3 separate regions of the Homo sapiens genome follow, and regions 2 and 3 are each linked to region 1. A link is a contact called in ENCODE Hi-C or POLR2A ChIA-PET data. All regions are on one chromosome and are shown on one strand. The core of a region is the stretch at or near the end of the contact, and the rest is flanking DNA. Distances in the headings are between cores, read along the strand shown. Region 1 overlaps SFMBT2 (Scm like with four mbt domains 2). Region 2 overlaps SFMBT2 (Scm like with four mbt domains 2). Region 3 overlaps LOC105376387 (a long non-coding RNA gene).

Region 1 (4,611 bases), core at 1,507-4,006:
CTCAGTACATTAAAATGATCCACACCTTGAACACTGCCCTCTCTAGAAGGTTGATTTTGATCAGCCTTTTGAAGATGGGTGTCGTTTCCCTAACTTATCTCACAGAATTTTGAGTGTTGTATTTGGCAAGTTCTGAGATTTGCCTTCTGTCTTATGCCAAACACCCCTTTCTAAGAGCTGTCCCCGCTTAGTTTTAGAAGTACTAGGGGTTTTCATACTTATTTTATAGAACACCCATTTATATTTATTTCTGTATATAGAACTAAAAAAAACAGTAGTGTTAAAAATCTTTGTTGTGGTTTGAGCATCTTTGCTGCTTTTGGATTGAGATGGCGAATCAAGGCTTCACTTCCTCTCTCTTCTGTCTTTAGAAAGCTGTGATCGTGCGTGCAATTATTTGAAAGGCAACATAGTCAATTAAGAAACCTGTAGTTGTTAAGGAAGAAATTGTTGGCAAGATATCCATACTGCCCATATCTCGTTGGTGCAATAATTAAATAGCAAAGGAAATCTGTATTGGCAACTATTATAATTCAATAATTCTTTTGTTTACTGCCCTTTTCTGTTCAAGAATTTTCTGGAAATTACTCCCTTTCACATGGTTGAACTCTTAAGTTGACCAGTTCTCATAGCTCTATCACTAGAATGGTTTGCAGATACCCCAAACATACTATGATAAAATCAAATTGTGCTACTTTTGACCCATGTAATTTACCTAAAAGTTGTAATTGCTGACAGAGTACTGCCTTGAATTTTGGTTTAAAACCTCTCTAGTTTCAATGACAAGTAACAACTCAAATAATTCCATATTGTTTGAGGAAGAGGCCATAATCCTTCTGAATTGTTGGCACTAAGTAATGGGATTTGGCCCAGTAAGTATGACGGTCGTGTCGCCTAACCAACGCAGAGCAGTGCTTTTTGTGTGGCTGAAGCGATGTGCTGACGAAAAAAGGAAAATTCTAGGACAATCGTTGGCTAAAAATCACCTTAGGATGAAAAATTTGAGGCAAATTTTTTTAAATGACAGAAAAAGATAATCATCTCACTTGCTTGAAACAGGAGCCAGCATGATCTCTGGAAGCATCAACTATCCCTCGTCGTGATTGTTGAAAGCTCTTTCACTGTTTTGCATTCTAGTTTGAATAGTTTGTATTGAAATTGGATTCCTATCTTGTGTATGTTTTTGGTGCGTAAAAGGGAAAAATTGGTGTCATTACTTTTGAAATTTGCAGGACGAAGGGCATGCTTTTGGTTTGCTGTAAGATTGTATTCTGTATATATGTTTTCATGTAAATAAATGAAAATCTATATCAGAGTTATATTTTAATTTTTATTCTAAATGAAAAAAACCCTTTTTACTTCAAAAAAATTGTAAGCCACATTGTTAATAAAGTAAAAATAAATTCTATGGTGGTGTTTGGGTCTTTGTGTTGAAGGTCATTCAATATTATCTTTAGCGTCTGCATTAGTTATTTTGTTCTGAATTTTTTGTTTTGTTTTTGCCACACACTAAAGCCTTATTTCTAGGTTGTTAACGACCACGGCTCTCAAAGTCCTGTGTGACCTCTCAGAGTCACCTCCTAGCTCCAGAATGGAACTTTCTGGTCGAGGAACTTGTGTTTATTCTTTTTAGTTGTTAAAACATTCTCGTGTATCCTCACACAACTACCTCTAGCCCTCCCACTTTCAATCATTTCCGTTATTCTGGGATTTCCTGATGCCTTAGTAGAAAGACTGCTTTATTACTATGAGAGCAATAATTAAATAACCACATTTACATTTATCATTTTTCTTTAAGTGTCACACATAGGTTTTAGGCAATGAAGTTGGGATAGGAAGAGAGACCTTTGCCATCCTACCCCATCTCTCGGATCTCTCGCAGGCAGAACCTGTCCCCTTCCTCTGTCACCACAGGTTCAGGTAGCGTCTCCTAGGGACAGGGTTAAGGGAGAAGGAAAGCATCTCCTAGGGACAGAGTTGAGGGAGAAGAGGAGAAAAAGCACTGAGGTAACGGAGGTGGAGGAGTGTTGAACGATTTCTTTTTTTCATACATCCCAGATGATTTCAAGTATCTTGCTTCACCTTGTTTTTTACTTTATTGCTTTCTTTTTAGAGACAGGCTCTCGCTCTGTCACCCCAGAGTGCAGTGGTGCAGTCATTTACTTCTCTTTAAATATTATTTTTGCTCTGATGGCAATCACATTCTACATATAGAAATTTTTCTTTTGTTTTAATTATGGAAACTTTTTTTTTGAGACAGGGTCTCACTGTCACCCAGGCTAGAGTACAGTGGCATGATCACGGCTCTCTGGAGCCTCAAACGCCTGGGCTTAGGTGATCCTCCCACCTTAGCCTCCTGAGTAGCTGGGACCACAGGCATGCCACCACATCTGGCTGGGAAACTTTTTTTAATAGGAAAAATGAGGCCTAAGAGGGCAAAATGGGAAACATATTGTTCATTTCCTCAAAATACACCGGAAGCAAATAGATAAAGGGTGAAATGGCTGAGTAAATAGGATGGTTGTACTTCAATTTTGCACCTGAAGATCTTTGAGAAGAGAAAGACCAAAGATATAAGAGAGTGGAAGCTGAACTCTGTTTTGCACCTCTAAATTGAATGAATCAAGGCAAGAAAGAAAATCTGTATTTCTTTTCATGTTACCACCGAAAACCTATTTTTAATTCTTCTGCTCTTTAGTGAGGCTGTTTGCTCAGTTCACTGGAAGTTACTTCCCCTTTGTCTTGGGGTTTGTGCTGTGACTATTTCAAGTCTGTGAAAGAGCATGATGCTTACTGGAGTTTCAAGGACTGTGTTTAAAGAAATGCCGTTTATGTCAATGTGACCTTGGGTGATTCCATGTGAAGACTGGACATATTATCAGTTTGGTGAAAATACAACATCAAAATAATAGATGGGATGCAAAGGTTTACTTGGGGATAGTTTCATCAAGAGGTTTTTATGTTGTCAGCCCAAGCCTGGGTTATAACACATTCCATTTAATGCAGTTCATTTGTTGTGTCAAAGTATGTTGTTTTGTGTTCTCTATAACTAATATGTCTAAATGGTGCATCATAGTAATAAGTAAAAAGGAAACTCTTCCTTTGTTATTCTGAAGTCCGATCAACACACAGTGACCACTACCACCATGTCTTCCCACCAACCCCAAAATTTCTTTTATCATAGGTATTGCCATCTTTTGCTTAGAATTTTTGGAATAGGAGATGTACATTGGCTAGGAGAAAGAGTACAAACGTTGCACTTTTTACTAGGTTCAAATACTCATTCTACTACGTGCAAGGTATGTTGTACAAAGCCTCAGTTTTCTTTTCTGTAAGAGGTGGATAGTGCTACTCCTACATGGTTGGTAGGAGGATTGGATGTTAGATAAACATTGTGTGATTCTAGGCAGAGTTAGCATGAGGTAGTGAACCAGATTCCCAGCATCACTGGGCACCATCAACTCCTGGGCCTTTGAGCACTTGCTCATTGGAACATCCTGGCTGCCACTACCATTGTCTCCTTCACATCCACCTTGGCAGAAACTTCAGCCACCAGTCCCAATCCAATTAAGTCATTGAGAGTTTGGGCCCTACCCACCAAACTTAGATTCAAATGAAGTACACACCATGGTGTGCAGGATTTGGCTTCCCCAACAGTCAACCAGAAGGGCTGCGTGACACCACTCTCAGGTAAAGCAGAATTTGTGTCCCAGGGTACCAGCTTGGATCAGTGAGAGATGGGAGGGAGCTAGCAGCAGTGTCCTTTCCCTTTCCCTGGATGATGTATTCTGAAAAATGGTAGTTTTGTTTAGCCTGACTAGAAACCTTGAGAGAGAAACCTTAAGCTGAGGTCAACTCTATAACGTACCACCTGGTATTTGCTTTCCAGCCCTACCTGCCTCAATGTCTATTTTCCCTTATTCCTGCTGCCTCGATGTTTCATTCCACAATAAAATATTAGCACATATGCTTTGCCTCAGACTTTGTTATCTTTGAAGCCCAGATAAGACAATTTGTGCAAGAAGCTTATAAAACAGCTTCTCAGCTAGGAGTTTGCAGTCAGATTGCCACCTCTCTGAAAGCAGTAGGGACCCTTTTGCTCTTGGTAAGTAGGGGATAATAATCCTGACACTCTGGCATCATAGTCACTAAAGCTTTTGCTTCTGGTTGAGTGCACAGCAGGTGGAAGGCATGGGTGTGGGAGATTAACTGGCCACTGCTTATAGTAGGGGCAATGATATTAATGAAGACATCTCTATGGTTTTTGCTTTTATTCTCTTGTTTAAGAAAACGTATCTATTCCTAGGACATAGACATATTCTCCTTTATTTTCTTTTAAAAGTTTATGTTTTGTTTTCCCCAAACTCTCTAGAATTTTCTTTGTGGCGGTACTACCAGTATTATCCAAAGTGGTTCAAGTGCAGTGGGTCACCCGTGTAATCTCAGCACTTTGGGAGGCCAAGGCAGGAGCATCACTTGAGCCCAGGCATTTGAGACTACAGTGAGACCACATCTCTACAAAAAAAAAAAAAAAAAAAAAAAAAAAAATGGAAATAATTAGCTGGGAATGTTGATGCTTGCCTGTGGTCCCAGCTACTTGGGAAGTTGAGG
Region 2 (5,079 bases), core at 1,497-3,996, 160 kb before region 1:
CTTCAAGTAGTTCATAGCTTAAAGCTATATGCTTGGAAATGGACAAGGGAGAGTTACAAAATATGGAGGTATTAATGGGACATTTTGACTATACTAAGAAATATACAAACTCTCGTGTTAAAGAATTCAAAGGGAGAAGAGACCATATCAGTGTGTCAGTTTTCTTAATGATTTGGTGAGTACCTACATTGTGCACCTTAAGATGGGATATTTTATCCCTGACGTTATTTTACCCTGAATCACTGTTAAGATGCTCATAAATGCCGGGCACGGTGGCTCACGCCTGTAATCCCAGCACTTTGGGAGGCTGAGGAGGGCAGATCACAAGGTCAGGAGATCGAGACCATCCTGGCTAACACAGTGAAACCCCATCTCTACTAAGAACACAAAAAATTAGCCGGGCGTGTTGGCGGGCGCCTGTAGTCCCAGCTACTCAGGAGGCTGAGGCAGGAGAATGGCATGAACCCGGGAGGCGGAGCTTGCCGTGAGCCGAGATTGTGCCACTGCACTCCAGCCTGGGCAACAGAGTGAGACTCTGTCTCAAAAAAAAAAAAAAAAAAGGATGCTCATAAATGCCTCAGTGAAACTTAGGGTTACCCTCTCCTTTTCAAAGAAGAGATCCACCTTTTCTTTTTTAACTGAGAGCCTTCCTCCTCTTCCCTTGCAGAAAGATTGTTAATTTGTTTTATATAGGAGGAATCCTGTAATAAACCATGTCATTATTAATTAAAAATAACACATGCTGGGTCCTGAGGGAACTCAACATGGAGAAAAGCAGCCACTGAAATTTTAACAGGAGTGTTTTTTTTAGACGATTTATTTAATTATCTTTACTATTCCGAGCAGTGGAGGAACTGGGCCGTTGGCAGGCCCTTATGCGCTTGGATGGGAGTTGCTCTCTCTTAACAGGCAGTTTAGAGCTACAGAGTCAGTAATTTTAATCTCCCAGTGAAAAATGGCATTTGGAATTGGCCTTGAATAGTGGAGGATGTGGGTCATGGAGGGTCTGAAAGACCCTGGGCCTTGAATCTCCATGTCAGCCCGCAAAACACTGAGGTTAGACTCTTTAAACTTTACTTTCTTCATCTGAAAAATGAAAAGTGCTTCCTATTACTTAACCTCCCAGAATGGTGGTAAGAATGAAAAGGAATTCCATATATTGGCTCTCAGCAGGTGTGACTTTACTGTTCTCTGCAATTGTTGATCTTACTTCCTATAGTGAAATGGTTCCTTTCATAAGAAAATACTCCAGTGATTCTCCAGGAAAAAAATAGAAGGAAAGAAGATTTCAAAGGATAAGCTCATTTTTTCCAATCCTAGAGAATCAGCATCTCTGCCCTGGTTCTCTTGTCTGAATTGGAGAACAAGTGGCTGTAACCCTCTGACCCTCCGGCTTGTTTCATTTATACCGCGGGGCAAGATGGTAGAGAACACTTACCACATGATTGGAAGTACTTTGAGGAAGAACTAGATAAAAGTGAGTCATTAATTAATTGTTAAGAGTCAGCAGCTGCACACTCAGGCGTCTCGTTTGATGGGAAAGGGAAGCAACTTGAGTGAATTTAAATCACTTCGCATGTATGACAGTGTATTAAAGTAATGAGCCATGCATCTGGCCAAGTTGGCGTTGTCAAGCTTTGACTTTCTCTGTCTGTCTCTCTCTCTCTGTCTCTGTCTCTCTCTGTCTCTATGTCTCTCTCTCTGTCTCTGTCTGTCTTTGTCTCTCTCTTTCTCTTTCTGTCTCTCTCCTTCTCTGTCTCCCTCTCTGTCTCTCTCTCTGTGTCTCTCTGTCTTCATCTCTCTCTGTCTCTCTCAGTCTCTGTGTCTCTCTCAGTCTCTCTGTCTCTCTCTCTTAGTCTCTCTCTGTCTCTCTGTCTCTCTCCCTCTCTGTCTCCCTCTGTGTCTCTCTCTGTCTCTCTGTCTTCCTCTCTGTCTCTCTCTGTCTCTCTCTCAGTCTCTGTCTGTCTGTCTCTCCCTCTCTCTCTCTCTGTGTCTCTCTCTGTCTCTCTCTCTCTGTCTCTCTATCTTCCTCTCTCTCTGTCTCTTTCAGTCTATCTCTGTCTCTCAGTCTCTCAGTCTTTGTCTCTCTCTGTCTCTCTCTCTCTCTCTGTCTCTCTCTTTGGTAGCACCTAGTTTAATTCCTGTAGCTTACATGCTACAAAAAGATTTTACAAAATCCAGCAATAAACAAAATGAAACTTCCTGATATACCATAACTGATACCTGTGACTCTGGGAATTTCTTAAGACATCCGGAAATAAGTGTACCTTTGTACGTGAAGGACGTTTGTTTTCCCCAAGATCTAGGTCAAATTAAGAACAGACTTGTGTCCCATCCAGTTTGAGATAGGCTGGTTGGCTTTCTCAGGGACCTTGTGTTTGCAGCTCTGTGACAGTATTCAGTTTTAAACTTTGGATTTCTTTCTCCTGAATGAGCAAAAGTAATGCTTTTGCAGAACGCCGGGGAATTAATTGCTGCTAAGATTTGAAGAAAGACATGTGCACAGTTCCTAGCTCTGTATTTTTACCCCAGGAGTACTGCGAACTTGATGATTTTGGTTTAGTGACTTCCTTGCCAGCGGACTTACGTTTTTTGTTTGCATGTTGACTGCTTTGCCTAGAAGTTCTGAGGGACATAGTTTAAAGATGTCTTGCAGTGCACCTGGTTAATGAATCCACCCACGGAAACTCTGCCTCCGTGTCTCTGACTTTGTCTTCTGCGATCCCTCGTGTGGCCCTGCTCCAGTGGGCTTGGCTTCCTTCCCTTTTGTCAGAGATGCCAAGTTGGTTTATGGCCCGGGGCCTTTGTACAGGCGGCACTCTCTGCCTGGAACACCCTTCCCTCAGATAATTGCATGGTTTACTCTCAATTCCTTTAAGTCTCTGCTAAAATGTCATTTTTTTCATGAGGATTTGAGGAATTGTGTACAAATAAAATCAGCCCCACCCTGGCAGATTTATTTCCCTTTTTAGCATTTTTATTGTCTGATAACATATTTGCCACTTGACCATTCGTCTGTCCTAGCCCAGAATAGAAGACGCGGAGACGCGAACCTTTATTATTTTCTCGCTCCAGTTCCCTCAGCATTTGGGCTGTGTATTTACTGAAGGATTGAGTGGATATTCTTCTATCAGTATGACTGATGTGTCATATTGTGGCTCAAGGCATATTTAACAGAGCCACTGTGTTACATTCCTGCTAATGAAAGGTAAATGTTATTTCACTCATTCAAGTCATAAGATTCTTGATTGAGCCCAGGTGCCAGGTACAAGTCCAAGTACTTGGGCATTGGCTGACCTGGAATTCAGGTCATGTATTTCTAAGTGGGGACAATATCACCTCCAAAGAGGTGAAAAAAAAATCATGCTTTTAAAATGTGCCAAGCACAGATGTCAGTATAACACATAAAAAGATATGAAGGATATCTGTGGTTTTACAATTTCATGAGGAGGAGGTGTTTAGAACAAATATCTAAAAGGGCTTCTTAGGGGCATGATAATGAGAGAAAAAAAGGTTGTGAAACCGTGGTCTTTAGGGCAGAGAATATCAGTGAGAACAGGCAAGAAGGTTCTGGCAGAATGCCTCCTGTGTCCCCATGAATTTGCCACTTTCTCTTCTTCCCAGCATTAGCCAGAATTTCATGGTCAGACCTACAAGTACCAGCTCCAGTGGACACTTCTGTGTTGCAGTTAATTCTTCTCCATTCAATATTCCTTAGAGTTCTCAGAAAATCATTTCTTCCTTAAGATGGTGCATATCTTTGTGGTTTGCAGCCACCGTCTTAGACTGTCCCAAGTTGTGGTTAGGATAATACTGAATTGTGGTGTTCTATGACTTGCTGATTTTTTGGAATTTATAACGAAGTCAAATATCTTTTTCATCCAGAGATACAATTTTGTCTTCCAAATGACGCCCACCAGGGGTTTTTGTGCATTTCCTTGGTGGTTTAATAGAATTTGAAACCTAATATTTCATGTCATTTTGTTACATAAATTAGTGTTTTCCTTACGCAGGTTCACACAAGGATCTGACTCAGATCTTTTACCTTCTCCTCTGTGGACCAGGTCAGCGTGGCCAGAAGCTATGATATTGCTGATGTGTACTTTTTTTTTTTTTTTTTGAGACGGAGTTTTGTTCTTGTTGCCCAGGCTCGAGTGCAGTGGCATGATCTTCGCTCACCGCAACCTCCGCCTCCTGAGTTCAAGTGGTTCTCCTCCCTCAGCCTCCTGAGTAGCTGGGATTACAGGCATGCGCCACCACGCCTGGCTAATTTTGTATTTTCAGTAGAGATGGGGTTTCTCCATGTTAGTCGGCTGGTCTTGAACTCCTGGCCTCAGGTGATCTGCCCGCTTTGGCCTCCCAAAGTGCTGCGATTACAGGTGTGAGCCACCACGCTGGCCATGATATGTCTTCGCTTGGAATTGAGAGCAGATGCTTTTATTAAAAATAAGGATCTTAAATTCTGTAGGATTTTTTTTTTTCCATTAAGCTGCCTCTATTTTCGAATGATGAGAGGAATAAAACCATGTGGCTTCCCACAGCTGCCCACATGGGTCCTGCCCATGGATTTAGTGTGGGCCAGTCCTCTGAGTAGGCTCACACACTCAGGACATGACCCTGGGGGAGGGGGCACGAGGACAAAGCCCTCTCCTGAAGGAGCAGTGCTTTCCAAGCCCTGCAAAGACTGCAACTGATGAGGGGGACACGACCAGAATTTTAGAAGGAAGTATGTGCTCATTTAGTACACAGTTGTGAGCTCTGCCACACACTAGATATCACATTTATCAATAGAGAAACAAATAGGCATAGTCCCTGAGTTTAAGGACTTCATAGGCATGCACATATGTATGTGTGGTTTGCATGTGTGTGTGTGTGTGTTTATGTGTGGGGAGGGAGGTTATCATGTTCACCAGCCTACATACTATGGCTATGTAATATCAAGAGGTTCATGGAGAGTCCAATAGGGGATCTTTTTCAGAGGAGTTGATCCTGGAGAAATCCTCGAAGTGAGCAGGCATGCTAGACCATCTTGGCAGGCCAGAAAGGGGAACCTCTTCATTTACAGGCACGATGCTAGTG
Region 3 (5,142 bases), core at 1,721-4,220, 230 kb after region 1:
CAGGCTGGTCTCGAACTCCTGGCCTCAGATAATCTGCCTGCCATGGCCTCCTAAGGTACTGGGATTACAGGCATGAGCCACCACGGCTGGCCCAGAGTCCAATTCTTAACCATCACGCCATGTTGTCTCCTTCTGATACAGCAGAGCCCATTCTCCCATATTGGTAACATTTTCCTTAGAATATCAATGGACAGGTCTATCTGCACAGTGACTCAAGTGCAAAAACTGGAGCTTCTTCCACACTTTAACACATTACAATGCCAGTGAAAATAGGCATCTATTCCTGTACCCTTATGTATCTCACATGTCTTTATAGAATTGGGTTGACAACTTGGAACCATTCTAAATTCTGAACATTCTAGAACATTCCAATTCTGCGTTATGTGTCATCCAGCAGATGAGGAAAGAAAATCAAAAGCTTTAGGATGATAAATTCCTTTATTATCTTGTCCCTTAACTTCTATCTTCTGACCTAACTTCTAGGAACAACTCTCCTCTTGTACTGTACGCAATAGTTCTACTTAAAGACTGTTCCATGAAAGGAACAAGCTCTCATGACTCTCCATGCCTTCACCAATGGGCTAATTGCTGAACACATTCACTAGTTTTTTTTTGGAGAATATAAATTACTGTGGTCAGTAATCAAAAGCCAATGGACAGTGTTTCTCTTGAGTGGCTGTATTACCAATCATGCTTTATTTTTATTCTCCTTCCTTCCTTCCATAGGGGAGGAAAGACTTTTTCTCTCTCCTGTTAGGTTCTGTGGTTGGTCCTGAGAATTAAATAGACAAAAGACAGGTTAATAGGAGGGAAAGCATACAAATGTTATTTGATACTAATGTGTTTATGTGTATATGGGGCCTTTCATATGTAAGAAATGAGAATTCAAAGAGGTGAAAAGGCACAAGAACCTATATATCATTTTAACAGATAATAATAAATTATGGAGACATGGACAGTCAAGGGAGAAAGGGGTTTGGGTTTGGGGAGGCAAACCATGGGACAGTTACTAAGAAATACATAGGGAAAATTAATGGAAGGCAAATATAATTTTAGTAGGCTTGTTTGTATGGATTCATCTCAGCTTCGACTCCCCATCTCTGACAAAAATTCTCTCCTCTTCCTGGCACCTGGGGGGTACTTTTCTTACAGAAAATTTATGCCCCACTTTTATATACATAGAAAGTGGGGAGACAGCTCTTCCTGGATCTGCTATTTCTCAATCATCTTCAGCTCTAAATAATCTTCCTGGATCTGCTGTTTCTTGATCATCTACAGCTCAAAATAATCAATGTCCCAAAATAATATATTTTGGGGTGGCATACTATGACCCCTTTCACGTGTTTTCTTCTCATCTTTTTCTTCCTTTCTTTCATTCTTGTCCTTCTTTCATCTTTTTTCTCTTTTCTTTTTTCTATTTTTTGTAGCCTCTGGTTGTTTTTACATCACATTTTAACTAAATAAAGCAATAAAACTGTTTCTTCTGATTGTTTTTGCAGCAAGTATTCATCACATTTATAACTAAATAAGACACTAAAATGATTTCCATCTTGAAGAAAAAAGTGCTTCAAAATAAACACAATGATACCTTAAAATTGAACCACAATTTCTACCTGTTTCTCTTCCAATTGTTTGTTGAGGTTTCTGATGAGAATCGCTGGGTTGGCTTGGCAGAGAGACAGATCCTGAAGCATCTATTTCTGTTTTCTGCTTCTGTTTTGGCTCGAATTCTGGGTCTACCAGTAGTCTAAATGACCTCCACTTCCTCACTTTGACTCTACATACGTCTGACTGGCTGTGTTTGAGCCTGCCATACAAACAGAGGTGTGCAGTTCTCTTTAAACACCACTGTTCCATATATTTTCTTTCATACGATATTGAGTTAGACTCAGCAACCACCCCAATTATTCTGCCAGTTTTTCTTTATTATGCTTGACAACTACTTGGTGAGAGAATGGATTTTTCTTTGTGAAGTCAGCACACAGCCGCCGGTTGATTCTCTGAGAGAACAAGATATTTCACGAGTAACTGGATAAATGGGCCAACCTGACAGGACAGCAGGCCCTTGCCTCCAACAGTGCAAGAGAGCCTCTGTCAAGAGACCATGGCATTCCTCCCGTTTGGGAACTGATGACAGGATGGCTACAGTAAGCTGCAGCCAGATATTCTGCTAAGGAAACGAATAAGCAGAGAGATGAATATTTTGTATGCTTCCCATGTGTTCAGCTCTATCAGGCAGTCTCTCACACTTTATCTAATACATCTTCTCTGCTCTTCTTGACATAAAATTATCTTAAATTTTTACATGCAGAAAACTTATATATAAGGAACTAAAAAAATTAATCTGTTTAAAAGTTATACAGTGCGCAAGTGAGAAGCCAGATTTCAAAGAGAAACCAAACCTCTTGGAAACTTTGAAGGCCGACAGCATGGAGGTGGTTTGAGTGGACCCCAAACGGATGTGAACTGCCTCCTGACACTGGCCCAGTAAATGACTGGTTGTGGTGTACTGAGATAAACACTTTTAATTATTTTAAATATGAAGTAAAATCTAGAAAAAAATGTCCAGCAGAAAAAAAAAAAAAAAAAAACAACAACCAGCTCTTCTGGTTGTCATGGAGATAAGCCATTTAGCACTGCAAAGCCTTCCATGGGGAAGCAACGGCAATGGAGATTTCCAACTCCCAAGAACCGCATTCAAGGAGAGTTTCAACTTCCACTTGTCTTCCGAGGTCTGTTGTCTCTGAAAAAAAAATTTGTTGGGGAGGTAGGTATTTAAACTCATTTCCTGGGATAGAAAATCTAAGTAGCACATGCATATCCACAGAGCTTTGTTTCAGGACCCATAATGGGAACAAGTTTCCATTTCCTGTGAGGTGTGTACATAGTGTGTGTGTGTGTGTGTGTGTGTGTGTGTGTGTGTGTGTTAGAGAGAGAGAGAGCACCAATGAGCTCTCTAGAAACCATCGGAAGTGCCAGCTTGTAGAAGTAAACATAAAGCCCAGGCAAAGGACGAAAGAGAAAAAATTAGTTTGTCTCTAAAAGGAAACAGCCTTTAGATAGGAATGCATGTGAATCAGAAGAAACATGAAACTCTCATTCCTGGCTATACCATCTGCCCCACTTGTGAGGCACCGGCTAATTGTTGAGACACTGCTAGTGAAAATTGTGCAGGTTCACAGACTCTTAGGCAGCTGCTGTTTAGGGAAGTGTGGCGGCCGAGGGCCGACCTGGACTTCCGTTCTGGGAACTGGGGCTTCTCAGGAGAGTGGGTTTAGGGTAGCTGTGGCATGGAGGGTCCACAAGTTTCAGAAAATAGTGCCAGAGTGAAGTTACACTGGAGAAGAAGAGGTGGTCATACTACGGCATTCATTGCAAGGATGGAGACAAGGAGGTGAAGGCAGGCGGAGGCCCAGGTGCCAACTGATAGAGACAGGAGTACAGAGAAGACATGAGGGAGGATGGATAGAAGACAGAGTGGCTGAGGTTCCCTGCTGTGCTGAAGTTTTCAACGCAGTGCCTAAGCCTTAGCCCTTGGGTGGTGGGGAACAAGTCAAGCACACAAGGGGAATTAGAGAAGACCCACGCCTCCTTCTCTAGACGTGGAGGCAGGGAGTCAGGGAGGGCACATGGTTCATGTGGGTGCACACAGGAAATGAGAGAACGGAAACCACAAGTCAAGGGGCTTGCTGTCTTCTTGTCTGTTTGGATAAAAATAGAGCTACTGACTCAGCAGACAGTTTTCAACCTACCTTCAAGGCTCCCTGCTATAATTTTTTATTTCATTTCTTAATTTAAATTAGTTGATCACAGAAAAAGGCAGGTGATTTAAGCAGACCATATACTTCATTTAAGTCAAGGAACCATCATTGACACACCTAGCATTGTTGCATGCATATTCGTTGAAAATTCATCCATGAACTAACCATCATGATTAGGTACTGGTGATGGACAACTAAAATGATGGTAACTAAGTTAATGTACATTCCATATGTTATTCATTTCCAACATTTTTGATAAAGTAAGGAAATGGATAAGAGGGATACATTTTCAAGTCTGATAATGAAATAGATGTGCAAAACTGACAGTGGGACATATGTGGTTTTCAGAAGGAAAATGTTCATGAAAAAAGAGCTTCTCCATGATGGTCAAATGACAGGAAAGAAGCTGCATGCAGATGAGAAGAACTAGCACAAAGGGGAGTGTGAGAAGATGGGATAGCGGAAGCAGAGGTTGCATCAAACACTCGGAAGAGATCTTCTTATGAACATGACTATATCCATCAGTGTTTTCTCCTTCTTCTCCTAAAGAAGCAAGCAGACAAACAAACAAAAAACTAGAAGAATTTCCTAAGTCCTGCAAATTCAACTGTCCATGAAATTTAGAAATCAGATGATATGCTGACTTCAAAATACCTGTAGGGACTTTCAAAAGCCCCAAATAAGGCAGAAGCAGATGGAAGGAAGAGCAGTAGGAAAGAGTAGGAAAAATCAGAAGCTCAGAGAGTAATGAGTGGACTCATAAGAAGGAAAATTCAGGAAGATCCATAAAAATGCAAAAACTGATAGTCTGGTAGTACAAGAGCTATATTTCTCATTTGCAACAGTGGATATCTTGTGCCAGGACAAGGAAAGCTGGTGGTAGAAGTCACGATGGCCCCAGAAATGGAAATCCAGTCTCACACAGAAGAGCAATATTCACAGTGAGCATTCTGTTTCTGTGGCAGTGAAGGAATAAGCCCTTTGCTGTGAAGCCAGGACTGCCCTGCTTTGTCTCTGCCTATAGGACTAGTCTGCCAATAGCTGGGTCATAAAAAACCAAGTTTTTAATGATAAACAGTAAGAAAATTTATTGTGAATAAATATGTGGAAAAGATCTGCAAAGCTTTCCAACTGATACGGATTATTCTCCTAAAAACAGTGCCACTGAGCAAAGATGAACTGCAACCAAACATTTTGCCAGATTTTAAGGAGCATAATGAAGCAATTACTACTAAGAAGGAATGCCACAAAGTGGAAATGTAATAATTCCAGGAGAATGCCGAGAGACAACTGCAGGTTATAAGACAGGAATGAGGAGAACTCAGAAAATAAATAGAAGAAAAAGCGAAACCGTCATAGAAACGAAAAGGAAATCCAGTGG

Evidence for each region. Hi-C counts contacts between places; a loop is a spot of excess contacts on that map. ChIA-PET counts read pairs that join two places held with the same protein, here RNA polymerase II (POLR2A). Pooled maps may share reads with other maps.
Region 2: a pooled map shows a loop between it and region 1 (2.3-fold over the local background). The contact joins two enhancer-like sites. A Hi-C loop is called at or near these places in 1 of 50 pooled maps. POLR2A ChIA-PET finds 5 or more read pairs at or near these places in 3 of 52 experiments (B cell, GM12878 and OCI-LY7).
Region 3: a pooled map shows a loop between it and region 1 (2.9-fold over the local background). The contact joins two enhancer-like sites. A Hi-C loop is called at or near these places in 2 of 37 single-sample maps with no recorded cell type and 6 of 50 pooled maps. POLR2A ChIA-PET finds 5 or more read pairs at or near these places in 3 of 52 experiments (OCI-LY7, WTC11 and activated CD4-positive, alpha-beta T cell).

What each region holds. Positions count from the first base shown.
Region 1 is chr10:7,155,421-7,160,031 of GRCh38, reverse strand. SFMBT2 (Scm like with four mbt domains 2) reads left to right here. Exons shown (of 21, transcript NM_001387889.1): 21 at 1-1,408. Among named protein-coding and RNA genes, the nearest start is that of SNORD129, 29 kb to the left of the region's middle. Within about 2 kb of position 2,756, at least 2 of the 41 ENCODE cell types and tissues checked have a DNase peak (open chromatin) inside an H3K27ac peak, as active enhancers do; they include B cell, where a contact is called at or near this core.
Region 2 is chr10:7,316,683-7,321,761 of GRCh38, reverse strand. The region is part of intron 4 of SFMBT2 (Scm like with four mbt domains 2); the gene reads left to right. Among named protein-coding and RNA genes, the nearest start is that of SFMBT2, 92 kb to the left of the region's middle. RefSeq lists an enhancer at 2,337-2,406. Within about 2 kb of position 2,746, at least 4 of the 41 ENCODE cell types and tissues checked have a DNase peak (open chromatin) inside an H3K27ac peak, as active enhancers do; they include B cell, where a contact is called at or near this core.
Region 3 is chr10:6,926,224-6,931,365 of GRCh38, reverse strand. All of the region lies in intron 3 of LOC105376387 (a long non-coding RNA gene), which reads left to right. Among named protein-coding and RNA genes, the nearest start is that of LINC00707, 150 kb to the right of the region's middle. RefSeq lists enhancers at 3,231-3,320, 3,052-3,471. Within about 2 kb of position 2,970, at least 13 of the 41 ENCODE cell types and tissues checked have a DNase peak (open chromatin) inside an H3K27ac peak, as active enhancers do.